Regions from separate parts of the Mus musculus genome. Here region 1 is linked to region 2. Evidence: chromatin loops called from intact Hi-C (ENCODE). Cell type or tissue: left cerebral cortex. All regions are shown on one strand. Links, peaks and the distances in the headings refer to the core of each region. The heading gives the core; the rest is flanking DNA. Region 1 holds the start of Fam131b (family with sequence similarity 131, member B). Region 2 has its middle 10 kb from the start of Olfr459.

Evidence for each region. Peaks named below come from ENCODE experiments on the same cell type or tissue, not always from the same donor. Only the 100,000 strongest peaks of a DNase experiment are listed, where the experiment ranks them.
Region 1: it touches region 2 in a loop (2.7-fold over the local background); 7 of 42 quality-filtered maps call a loop at or near these places.

Annotation. Positions count from the first base shown.
Region 1 is chr6:42,322,135-42,327,513 of GRCm38, forward strand. It overlaps Fam131b (family with sequence similarity 131, member B), which reads right to left and starts at 2,506. Exons shown (of 7, transcript NM_029528.5): 1 at 2,308-2,506. The coding sequence starts at 2,335. In left cerebral cortex, for the core only: CTCF peaks have their summits at 3,275 (motif pointing left) and 4,870 (motif pointing left); DNase peaks (open chromatin) are centred at 1,470, 1,977, 2,636 and 3,269; H3K4me3 peaks cover 2,714 bases; H3K27ac peaks cover 2,037 bases.
Region 2 is chr6:41,759,277-41,764,655 of GRCm38, forward strand. No RefSeq gene overlaps it. Among named protein-coding and RNA genes, the nearest start is that of Olfr459, 10 kb to the right of the region's middle. In left cerebral cortex, for the core only: CTCF peaks have their summits at 750 and 2,614 (motif pointing right); DNase peaks (open chromatin) are centred at 573 and 2,626.

The DNA.
Region 1 (5,379 bases), core at 192-5,191, 560 kb after region 2:
TCCGTGTCTCCCAATGTCTGCTTCCTACTATCCATTTCCTTCTATGTCTACCATTCCCTAATTTCTGGAGAGAGAAATAATATGTGAAATGAAACACTCATTTTCAGCTCAGTGGGGAATAGCATACTTAGGGAAAAAAAAGCTTTCTGGCCTTTTCTGGTGTTGTTTACACAGAGAGGGAGGGAGTCAAAGACCAAGCTGTATCAGGAAAACCATTCTCCATTCTGTGCTGAGCAATTGTTGAGATTGTCTTTATTGGATCCAGACTGCTCATCAATTACTGCCCTAAAAACAAGGACACAGCTTTCTAGGGGAACCTACTCGACTTGATATTTGAGGGATGAGAGGAATGAGGCTTCCCCCTCCCTCAAGGCCTTCCTAAGCGGCAGGAACTTGGTTGACAGGATGATACTGGGGATAGAGGCAGCTGGGAGGTGAAAACTTAGGACTGTTTCCCAGAGAGCCAGAGGGCTCCAAGATGAGATGGATGCTTTGAGCCCAATTCTCTTGGGGGACAGGGAATAGATTCAGGAAATAGAGATAGTAACAAGAAACAAGAGGACTTCATAATTTCAGAGCTAAAAGAACAGAAATTTAAGGTGAGAAGACAGAAAACAATGGCAGAGGTGGACAGGACACTTTGAGAACTGGTGAAAAAGTCGGGAACCAGGAGGGAGATTCCTGACCTAAGTGCAAGGTTTCCTCTGTAACTCTTGGGGAAGAATTCCTTGAGTATTTACAGAGAGATTCAAGAATAATCGGGTGGCAGCCATCCGCCCTTGCTTACATGAACTTTTGCTTTTTGGGTTTAGGATCATAGGTCCCCCCCCCCCCCCTTTTTTTAAAGAAGTGCACTGACTAGGTCTTGGGCAGGAAGAAGCATCCAGCATGCAGCAATAGAACTGGCGACAAACAAAGGGGATGGCGGTCCCAGGGACTGACAGGTAGGGCTGGGCTGCCACACATCCAAAGTTGTTATGCCTTCTCTTGGGATCTTGTGAAACGATGAGAGACAGGACTAGGACCTGTGGCTAGGTCAGAAAGACATCTGGACCTATCAGTAATGGGGCAGGCAGAGCAAGCTCTCTCGGAGAAGAGTGGGAGCGAGGGGAGGGAGGGGGTGGCCTTTGAGGAAGAGGGGGAGCTGAGTCAGAGCCTTAGGGGGCAGGGAGATGGAGGGGAGGAGAACAGGGAAAGAGGTAAAAGCAGAGGAGGGTCTCCATGGAAATAAACCGGGTCTCAGAAATCAGGCTTCCGGAGAGTGTAGTTTGTTTGTAATAATAATACGAATTATTCTCTCAGCCTGAGGTCACTAGGGCGTGTAGGCGGGAGAAATTGGGAGTTAGGAAGGGGAAAATTGGGGGGTTTGGGAGAGGACTGTACTAATGTGTTCAGCCCTAAAGTGGAATGGATGCGTAGGGTGGGGGTAGGGGGCGGTAGTAAGGCAGGGGCTGGAAGGAGAGGACCATTAAGGAAGCGCCTTTCTTCCCTCCCCCTGCCAAAGGTAAATAAAAAGCCGGCCCTGCTCCGCCTGCCCCCGCTGACAGGTGCAGGCGGGTCCCAGGGTTCCTAGGCGGACCCCACCCTCTGGGAAGCGGACTCCCGACCTCTCTCGGGGAGGTAAACCTCCACCTCCTCCCTGAGTCCACGGCTCTTCCAGAGCACCCCGGCCCAAGACCATTCCCTCCAAGCGTGGAACCCATTCCCTCCCGGTGGCACACGCTCTTCCCGCCCCCGCCCCAGAGGGAAAATGCACGTGAACAAAGCAAATCGGGGGGAGGCAGGAGCGACGGGAAAAGGCTACCAAGAGGGAAATGGTTGGGGGCAAAACACACATGCCATATGGAGAAGAGGGTGAAGATGGGAGGGGGCGTGCGGAAGAAAGTCAGGGATGAGGCTGGAGAGGAGGTTCTGAGAAGAGGGGCTGCTCCCGAAAGAAGGGCTCGGGGAGGCTCTGGCTACAGCAGAGTAGACGCGAATGGCCTGAAGGTGGAGGGATGGGGCCATCGGGAGTAGGGAACAGCGACTGAGCCGCGAAGGATGCTGTGGAGAGGCTACCAGGGAAGGACCGCGCCTGCGGGAGGGCGATGGAGAGAAGGCTATGAGCTGAGAGGGATGGAAGCCCTGGAGGCGCGAGGGCACAAGGATAGAGGGACCTTAGCGGATGGAGGGAAAGTAAAGGCGCGAGGCAGGGCCGGGCGGGCGCGGAGGGAGGTCCCCAGGGGCAAGGATGGGGATGGGGGAGGGGGCCGGAGGAGCGCCCCGGGGCGAGCTTGCCCCTGACCCGCGCCGGGCTGCGGTACCCACCCACAGTCCGCGAGCCGATGCAGCCCATGGCTCCGGGGGCCGCCGGGTCCCGGCCCTCACCGACTCGGGGCCCTCGCCGGGGGGAGCACCGGGAACCGCGCCGCCGCCCCAGCCGCTCTGCAGCGCCGCGGCTGTCTCCGCTCGGCTCCGCTCCCCCCTCCCCTCTCCATCCCTCCCCACGGCAGCCTCCGTCGCCGCCGCTGCCGCCGCCGCCACCGCCTGGCTCCCCCGCCCCGCTCAGCTCTCCGCGGCCGGGGAGGGGGCTGCTCGGGGATTGGCTGCGCGCAGAGCCTCCCCGCCCTGCCCCCGACCGGGCACCGCGCTCCCCGCGCCCCTCGCCGCGCTGCAACCACGTCCCTCCGCCTGTCCTTCGCAACCCCCGCCCCTGAGCTCCTCGCCATCCCCGCTGAGTTCTCCCGGGAGATGCTGATGGAGAATGTGGATAATAACCCGCTTGTCTCAGGAGCCCGGTCAGGAAGCCAGGGCCCACCCTTAGGATATGCTTGATGGACTTTGAGGGCTGCGGGGTGAGAAGGCCGAGAGAGAAAGTGGGGCGGAGATGAGAGAACACCCTGCTTGGCCTTGGGTACCAAATTCCGCAAACATTTGTTTTCTTCCTGATGCTGCATCTGGGACGCACGAATCGGGATTGGATGCTGTTCTGGTTGCCCGGCGTTTCACGTGCGTTGCTTTGCCCACCCAAACATATTGTGAAGTCTTTGCCAGTGGATGCTGCGAGATGCTTCCCTGTCCTCTAGCTGTTTTGGGATGGGTGTGGGGATGGTGCAAGTATTCTAGCTCTAGGCTTGGGTCCGGATGGGAGGAGAATGGGAATAATTCTATTGCAGCTGTAGGGAAATGAAAATATCAGGATCGGAAACCGGCCGCAAGACATGGCTTTAAATCAGAATTTAACTTTTCTGAGCTTTATGTGGATGTCCGGAAGCAGCAAAAGGGAGAATACTGCCCCCTGCCGAGAAGGGTCAGCACTACACCAAGGGCCCCATGGGAAAGGAAAGGGAGATCTGAGTTGGGAGAGTCAGCAGGCACTATTTCAACTGGCAAGAAGAGTCTAGAAGACACACTAGGAAGGACAAGGAGACCATTTCCTCTTAGTCGAACCAGTAACTGCAAACCTTGGGCAAGCGGGTCTGGGTGGTACCATTGACAACAATGGTAACAACAAAAAGCAAACACTAATTCTGGGCCAGCTTGTTTTCCATAGGTTTTTGTCTCTTTCCTGGGATTAGAGAGGAAGAGGGGCAGGAGGCCTTGTGGGTTTGAGGCAGAGAAAAAGGGCATGCCTTACACGTGTAAGTTTGTGACATTTAGATTATGATTGAGGAATTACGTCTGATGACATCCCAGATGAAGATATGGGAGAGGATAGATATTTTTGCTCATTTTGGTACTATAACAAAATTCCTGAGACCAGGAAGTTTATAAAGATTGGAAGTTTGGAGGCTGGAAAGGCCAAGAACTTAGTGTTTGCAACTGCTGCAAGTGTCCTAAGGGCTTTGATGCATTGTAACACTTCGAGGAGATGATATGATGAGACAGGATGAATATGTTAGCTTCAGCCTCTTTCATAAAGCCTCTAGTGCCAACCTCTGTGACCTTCACTAATCCTTACTATTGCTCTAAGACCTTGTATCCAAATAGCATTACCATATGAATTCAAGGATTAAATCCAAGTCGCAGATTTGAAGGGCCACTTGCAAACTCTATCAGAAACTGGCACTAACTGCAGATCTGGGAGGTGAATTTAGAAGGTCTGGGAATTTGATCTGCCCAGCTGCCTTCTGGTCCCTGCAATGACAGTTACTTCTCAGCACATGGGGCATTCTGTCCCATTCTCTGGATCTTTTGAGGCAAGGCTAATGAGTTCCAGTTTTCATAACCAAAGCAAACTTCCTGGAAGACAATTTGACAGTATAGATCATATATATATATATATATATATATATATATATATATATATATATATGTAAAATATTTAAAATTTCATCTGCTTTTACACTTGTTATCTGCTTAACATAAATTGTTCGGGAGGCAGAGCAGAAAGATTGAGTTCAGTCATGGCTGGGTTACGTAGAGAGTTCAAGAACAACACTGCTAACTTTGTGAGACTCTTAATCGCAAAAGGAAATTTTACAAAAGGCCTGGGTGAGCACTTGCCTAGAATATCCAAGGCCCTAGGTTCAGTTCCCAGCAACAACCGCAGTTCTAGTTTGCTATCTACTGCTATGATAAACACCATGACTGAAAGCAACTTGGGCAGGAAAGAGCTTATCTTACAGCCTGCAGTCCATGGGAAGTCAGAGCAGGGCTATAAAGTAAAATGATTAGTTTTTAGTTTGTGCTTAAAACAATACATATCCTTCCTGCCTTCCATCAGTTGTTTTTTTTTCTATCCAAGTAACTGATGGAATTTCTTGAGAAATACTTATGTTTTACACAACTCTACCTCAAACAGACTTACAGTTTGACCCTCAGCAAAATCCTAATATTGATTGGCTCATATTTGAAGTTTTAGAATACAAGGCTCTGGCAGAGTGCCCCCATGTGGCACTTCCTAACTGGTTCCCTTTGGGACAGAATCCCAAGGTGAAACCATCTCATCACTTCTCTTGTTCCTACTGCATGCCTGTGGCCCCTTGGGGGTACCTCTTGGATAGAAGAACACAACCACAGGTCAGTGGCAGTACTGTGTACTATGCAGACTCTTGTCCTAGGATCTATGGGTAGAATAAAAAAAATCCATTAACTTTGTATGGGGAAAAAAAAAAACCTACATCAATATTCACTAGCAGGTAACTGAAACATTTCCTTTACTTGAGCGACCCCTATAAGCAGAAAACCACAATAGTGTTACATCACCAATGTATCTTCATCAGCGGTCAGAATCACAGATGCTTGCATTACAGAACAGTCTTTGGAGATCTTTTTCTATGATATTCTTTACATTACTACTCTTTTGAAATCATTAAAAAGTATACTTAAAATTATATTTGCTTCTTACATTTGTTATTTAATGATTTTATTGAGAAGCAACAAGGCATGCACGAAGCC
Region 2 (5,379 bases), core at 323-5,322:
CATTTGATGAAGCATGTTGAAGGCAGTGGTTGAAGGAAAAATACCTTTTCTATTTGTAATTCTATTATGTAGGTATGTCTCTGTATCACATGTGTGCCTGGTGCCTATAGAGGCCAGAAAAGGGTATCGGATTCCATGAAGCTGGTATTTCATACAGTTGAAAACCATAAAGTGGGTGCTGGAAATGAAACCCGGGTCCTCTGCAAAAAGAACAAGTGCTTGTAACTGCTGAGTCTATTATGGCAATCTTTAGAGACAAGTATCTTCCAGTGCTTTGGGTTTATCCAATTTGGTGATCATCAAAATTGTGTAGCCCCGCAGATAACTTGGTGGTTGTGTGGCAATTTAGGAGTTCTATTGACTTATTCAGAATGAAACTAAACTAACCCTCTGGTAGACAAAAGGAAAAACAGAGTAACATAAATTTTACAGCTTAGATGGTTTTAAGAGTAGAGAAGAAATAAATTGCATCTCATCTAGCTTGAATTGGAGCTGCCCAATTTAAGAACAAGTACTAATTAGCTAACAGGAAAGCTCAGCTGTGACTTGGCTAAAAATGGGACCTCTTGCAAAATGCACTTAAAATTGAGCTCTACGGAGCTGATTCACATTCAGTCCATGTGAAAACTGGACTCGTACTCACAAAACAACATGTGGAAAAGAGTTTGGCATATTTTTAAAACTGAAGTGTACTTTTTGAAGATATGGCCATCTAGCTTGTGTATGGTATCACTGCAAGTGATCTCTGGACTGGAGAATTGAGATGACGCCCTTTAGGTCATGTGTCCCTAGCTGAATTTACTTGATTGGCTACAAGTCAATCTAATAACCAAGAGAGGATCTGGGAATAAGAAGGGCATCTTTAATAAAAGAAAGAGAAGGGAGATAGGCTTCGAATGCTTTTGAAGCTTTGCAATGATGTTTGGAGAATATAATGAGCTTGGGAGAAAATTGAAGCAGTCATTTTTAAAGCCTTACATTAGTGGCAACTCCAAACCTTTCAAGTAACTGAATCATAAATTAACATGGTCTATTTTAAAAACCATTCTGATTGAATTTAAAACTTTGTCTAGGTATGCATGGTAGTTTTGATTTCGATGCTTAATTTAATTCATCCACACTGTAACTTTATCATAAATAAAAATTATAATTCTTTAAATATTGGAGATGGAATCATTTTTGTTTTTGCATTTGTTTGGTAGCCAGCTCTGAGTGCCTCAAAGTCATCATCCTCCTGCCTCAGCCTCCCAAGAGTTGGCATTGCAGGTGTGAGACATTGTGCTGACATCTCTTTATCATAGTCTTGCTGAGATACTATAGAAAAGTGTGCAACTCATGAACGACCGATCAAGCCTCAAGGAAAGGGGGCTCCATTAGTGTTAGGAGACAGGAGAGTAACTGCTTTCCATCCACTTTTGCACTGTTTGGAAACCATTTAAAGTTATTAATAATTCATCAAAACACATGGAATAATCCTTGAAACAAATAATTACATGTGAATCAAAGAAAAGCAATCTCATGTGAACAGAGTGCTATCAGGAGTTGTCCGACCAAGTTTGAACCCCATCTTGGCCCTCTACTTCATAAATGGGCTTGAATGTAGGATTTTATTTGAGTCTATCTTATTTTCTTTATTCATAACATGTGACAGACCATAACTGAATTCTGGCAGACTGGTTCCAAGTCTCCCGTAGATGCAAAACCATGAATACTCAAATCTCTGATATAAAATGATGTAGTATTTGCATATGACATACACATGTCTTCCTATGTCCATTTTTATTTCCCTGTTACTTTAAGTCATCTCTAGTTAATATGTATTATGAGGGGGATGCTCCCCACTTTCTGTTATACTATAGCTCTTCAGGAACAGTGATGAGAGGAAGTCATCATGTACTCAGAACAGATACAACTGTCGGGAGGGGAGCTCTGCATCAGAGCGTGGTTGAATTTGCATTTGCAGAATCCATGACTTTGGACCACTGCTGGTGGTTAACTTAGATGGCTGTGGTGGAGATCAGAAGACACATCTGTATGGTTTTTGCCGCACAGAGAAAGGTTATGCTACCACACGAACCAATGAGACACCTTCTGCTACTTATTTTTCTCCAGACAGTAGCTCAGTACAGTCTTCATTTTAAAACTATTCATAGTTTCTGGCTCATACAAATAACTGTTATCATTCTCAAAAAGTGACATATGTGGCTACAAAGATGGCTGAAGGTGCTCACCAAGACTGAAGACCTAAGTTTGACCTGGAACTCACATGGTAGGAGAAAAACAACTGCTGAAAATTGTTCTGATCTCTATTTGTGTGCCATGGCATGCTTACACACTTACACCAATTAATTGATTAATTATATGTAAACAGGAGAAAAAAATCATGGACTTCTCTGAAGCAAGTTTTTGAAATTCAAATTGCTTCAGAAATTTATCCTTCTTAATTTTCAAAATTTGTGTCCCCAATGTGCTCACTTCTCTTTTTTTCTTTTGCTCCCCTAGCATTGGAAATGCACATTTACTCTAATCCCTGCCCCATTCTTCCTAACAGCTTCCAGACAGTTCAGCCTAGGGGAGGTCAGATATCCTGTGTGCATTACTAATAGTGACCACTAGGTGGAAGTGGTGACACACCTTTGGGAAGACAGGGATCTGAGCGATGGCAAAGTGCCCATGTAGATTCTGGCTTTTTAGAAGATGGGCCCTAACAATAATTATTTATTACAGTTAACTAATTTATAAACATGAGGAAATTATATTAGTGTCAGCAATTCCCTCCAGCCAAAGTGTTTTCATATCACCTCTGGCCACTGTAATTGGCATCATCCAAAGAAACAGCAGGTTTGCTCTGGGCATATCCTAATTTAGCAGTCTAGTCTCAGGTCTCTTGTCTCTCCATCACTGTGTACTGTGTCCATCTGTGCACCACATATTAACATGGACATAACATTCACAGTGCTTGTGTACACTGTGAGAGCCTTTGGAAATTGGAGGATAATCTGGACTAGTATGAGGTAGAGAGCATGGCTGGCTGCAAATAACAGAAGGGGGTGTCAACCAAAATCCTTTAGTGAAGGTTTCCTTGTCTCAATGGTCAGAAATCCTGAGCCACCCTCTTTCACACAGTTACAGGTTATAATCTGTATCCATTTAAATATTTGATAATGCAAAATTGCAAAAGCAATAACATGTCCAAAGAGAAGGTGTTTTGTCAGAGAACAGATGACATCTCTCAGGTAGTTAACATGTGACCATGCCTGGTGTGTGCATGCATATGTCAGCATGTTGCAGTGGTAATGGTTAGGAGGCACCAACATGTGCTTTGGTGTTGGCCACACTTGAATTAAATTTAATTCGTGTTTAGGTGTTTCTTAACTTCCAGGCCCCCATTTCCCATTTGTAAAATGGAGACCAAAATTTTTTCTTAACCAAGTCATTGTGAGTATTAGAAACCATGCTGACAATGTACAATCATGACACACTAAGTTCACACTTGTGCAGTCTCAGGCACTCCTATTCTCCAGTCCCACTGTAAGCCATCCAGGCTTATACTCCCTGGATTTTGTTTGCATGGGCTCTTGCTGTCTCATAAGCCCTCATTCCATTCCTCACTAACTCATATAACCTCTGTGAATCCACCTTTCATATCCTCAAATCTCCCGTTCTGCTCTAGAGGGAGTCATTCTTTGTACTACACAATACTATCGATCCTCCATTTTATGATGAGATAGATTCTAAAGCCATTTTAAATGCAGAAACTACTTCAGGCAGAAGTCTTTGCATATCATCTCTAGTCACTGTACCTAGCAGCACCCAAAGAAATAAGAGTTGCCCTACAGTAGATTCTAGTTGAATATCTCAGGTTCAGCCCAACGTCTTTTCTCTATTCTCCATCATGTCAGTCACATTCTGTATATCCACACATTTACTTAACATTAGTAGCATCCTGTGGCCACTGTGAACATATTATATTGTAGCAAACTTCCTAGCTTAGCCAAGCCCAATTTAAATGTATCCACATTCTATTCCTCTACATTTGAGCAAGATCTTCTAACACAAAGCCTACTTCATACTGATCTGATGACTACCTCTTACACACATAGATGAGTGTTTGGTAGACATGAAGAGATGCAGAAACACAAACCACAGCACCAAGAACAAATGTGTAGCAAGGATACTAGGGCATCAGTTGTTCACTGTACAGCAGCATAAGAGAGCATTGAACACATATTGGCAACTCAAAATCTGAAATGTGATATCTACTGGATGCAAATTGCATCACAGCATTGTAAGTTTAAAAATCTGTAAGTTAAAATACTGTAGATAAAACTTCTCTAAATGGGAGACTGAGTGCATTTTTTCTGTTTTTTTCCCTCTCTTCTACACATTTTATGGCCTTAAGTTGACTTAACACCTACTTACCATCCTCTTTTTCTAGATCCTTCTCCCCTCTTCAGTTTCCCCTTCAAATACACACACACACACACACACACACACACACACACACACACACGATGTTTAACTAAATGGAAGGAATTAAAATATAATCCATATATACATAAAGAGATCAGTCAATTTTTGTCACTAGATACTGTCATTCTTTTCCAGATTGTGATTATGTCCTTCTAATATGATAACCTGTATCCAAGAGTTCCCTTTAATTACTGACTATATAATTCAGCAATATCTGTCCTTACAGTTTTTCCGTTGTCCTCCTGACAGGCTATCTAATACTACTAACAATGTTTTTATATTTTACAAGAAATACCTAAGCCTGGGTAAATTGGTAAGTGAGGCTTTATTTAGCTCATTGTTCTAGGAGTTAAGGGATCACAAAGAATATGGTTAAAATATCTAGTTAGTGTCTGAAAGGACCTTCTTCCTGCATTGTGCTGTGACAGAATGCATCACAGTGACATAGAGCAAACCTGTGCACTTGTGTCTCACTCTTCTTATAAAACCATAGATGCCTCATGGTACCCAACCCTAAAGTCATCATCTATTCCCATTTGCCTCCTGTTAATAATTTCCTTTCTATTAGTGTGGAAAAAATCATGACAAAAGGCAACTTGGAGGAACAAAGGTTTCCTTTTCCTTGACGTTCCAGGTGAAGGTCCCTCAAGGCAGCAAATTGGGGTAGCATCACAACATCACATCTACAGTCCAGAGCACAGAGAGGCTGAGAGCATGCATGCTTACTTCCTCAGCTCATTTTCTGTATTCTTACCCTGCTCAGATTAAGAAGTAGTCCAGGCCGGGCATGGTGGCATACACCTTTAATACCAGCACTTGGGAGGCAGAGGCAGGCGAATTTCGGAGTTCGAGGCCAGCCTGCTCTACAGTTTGAGTTCCAGGACAGTCAGGGCTACACAGTGAAAC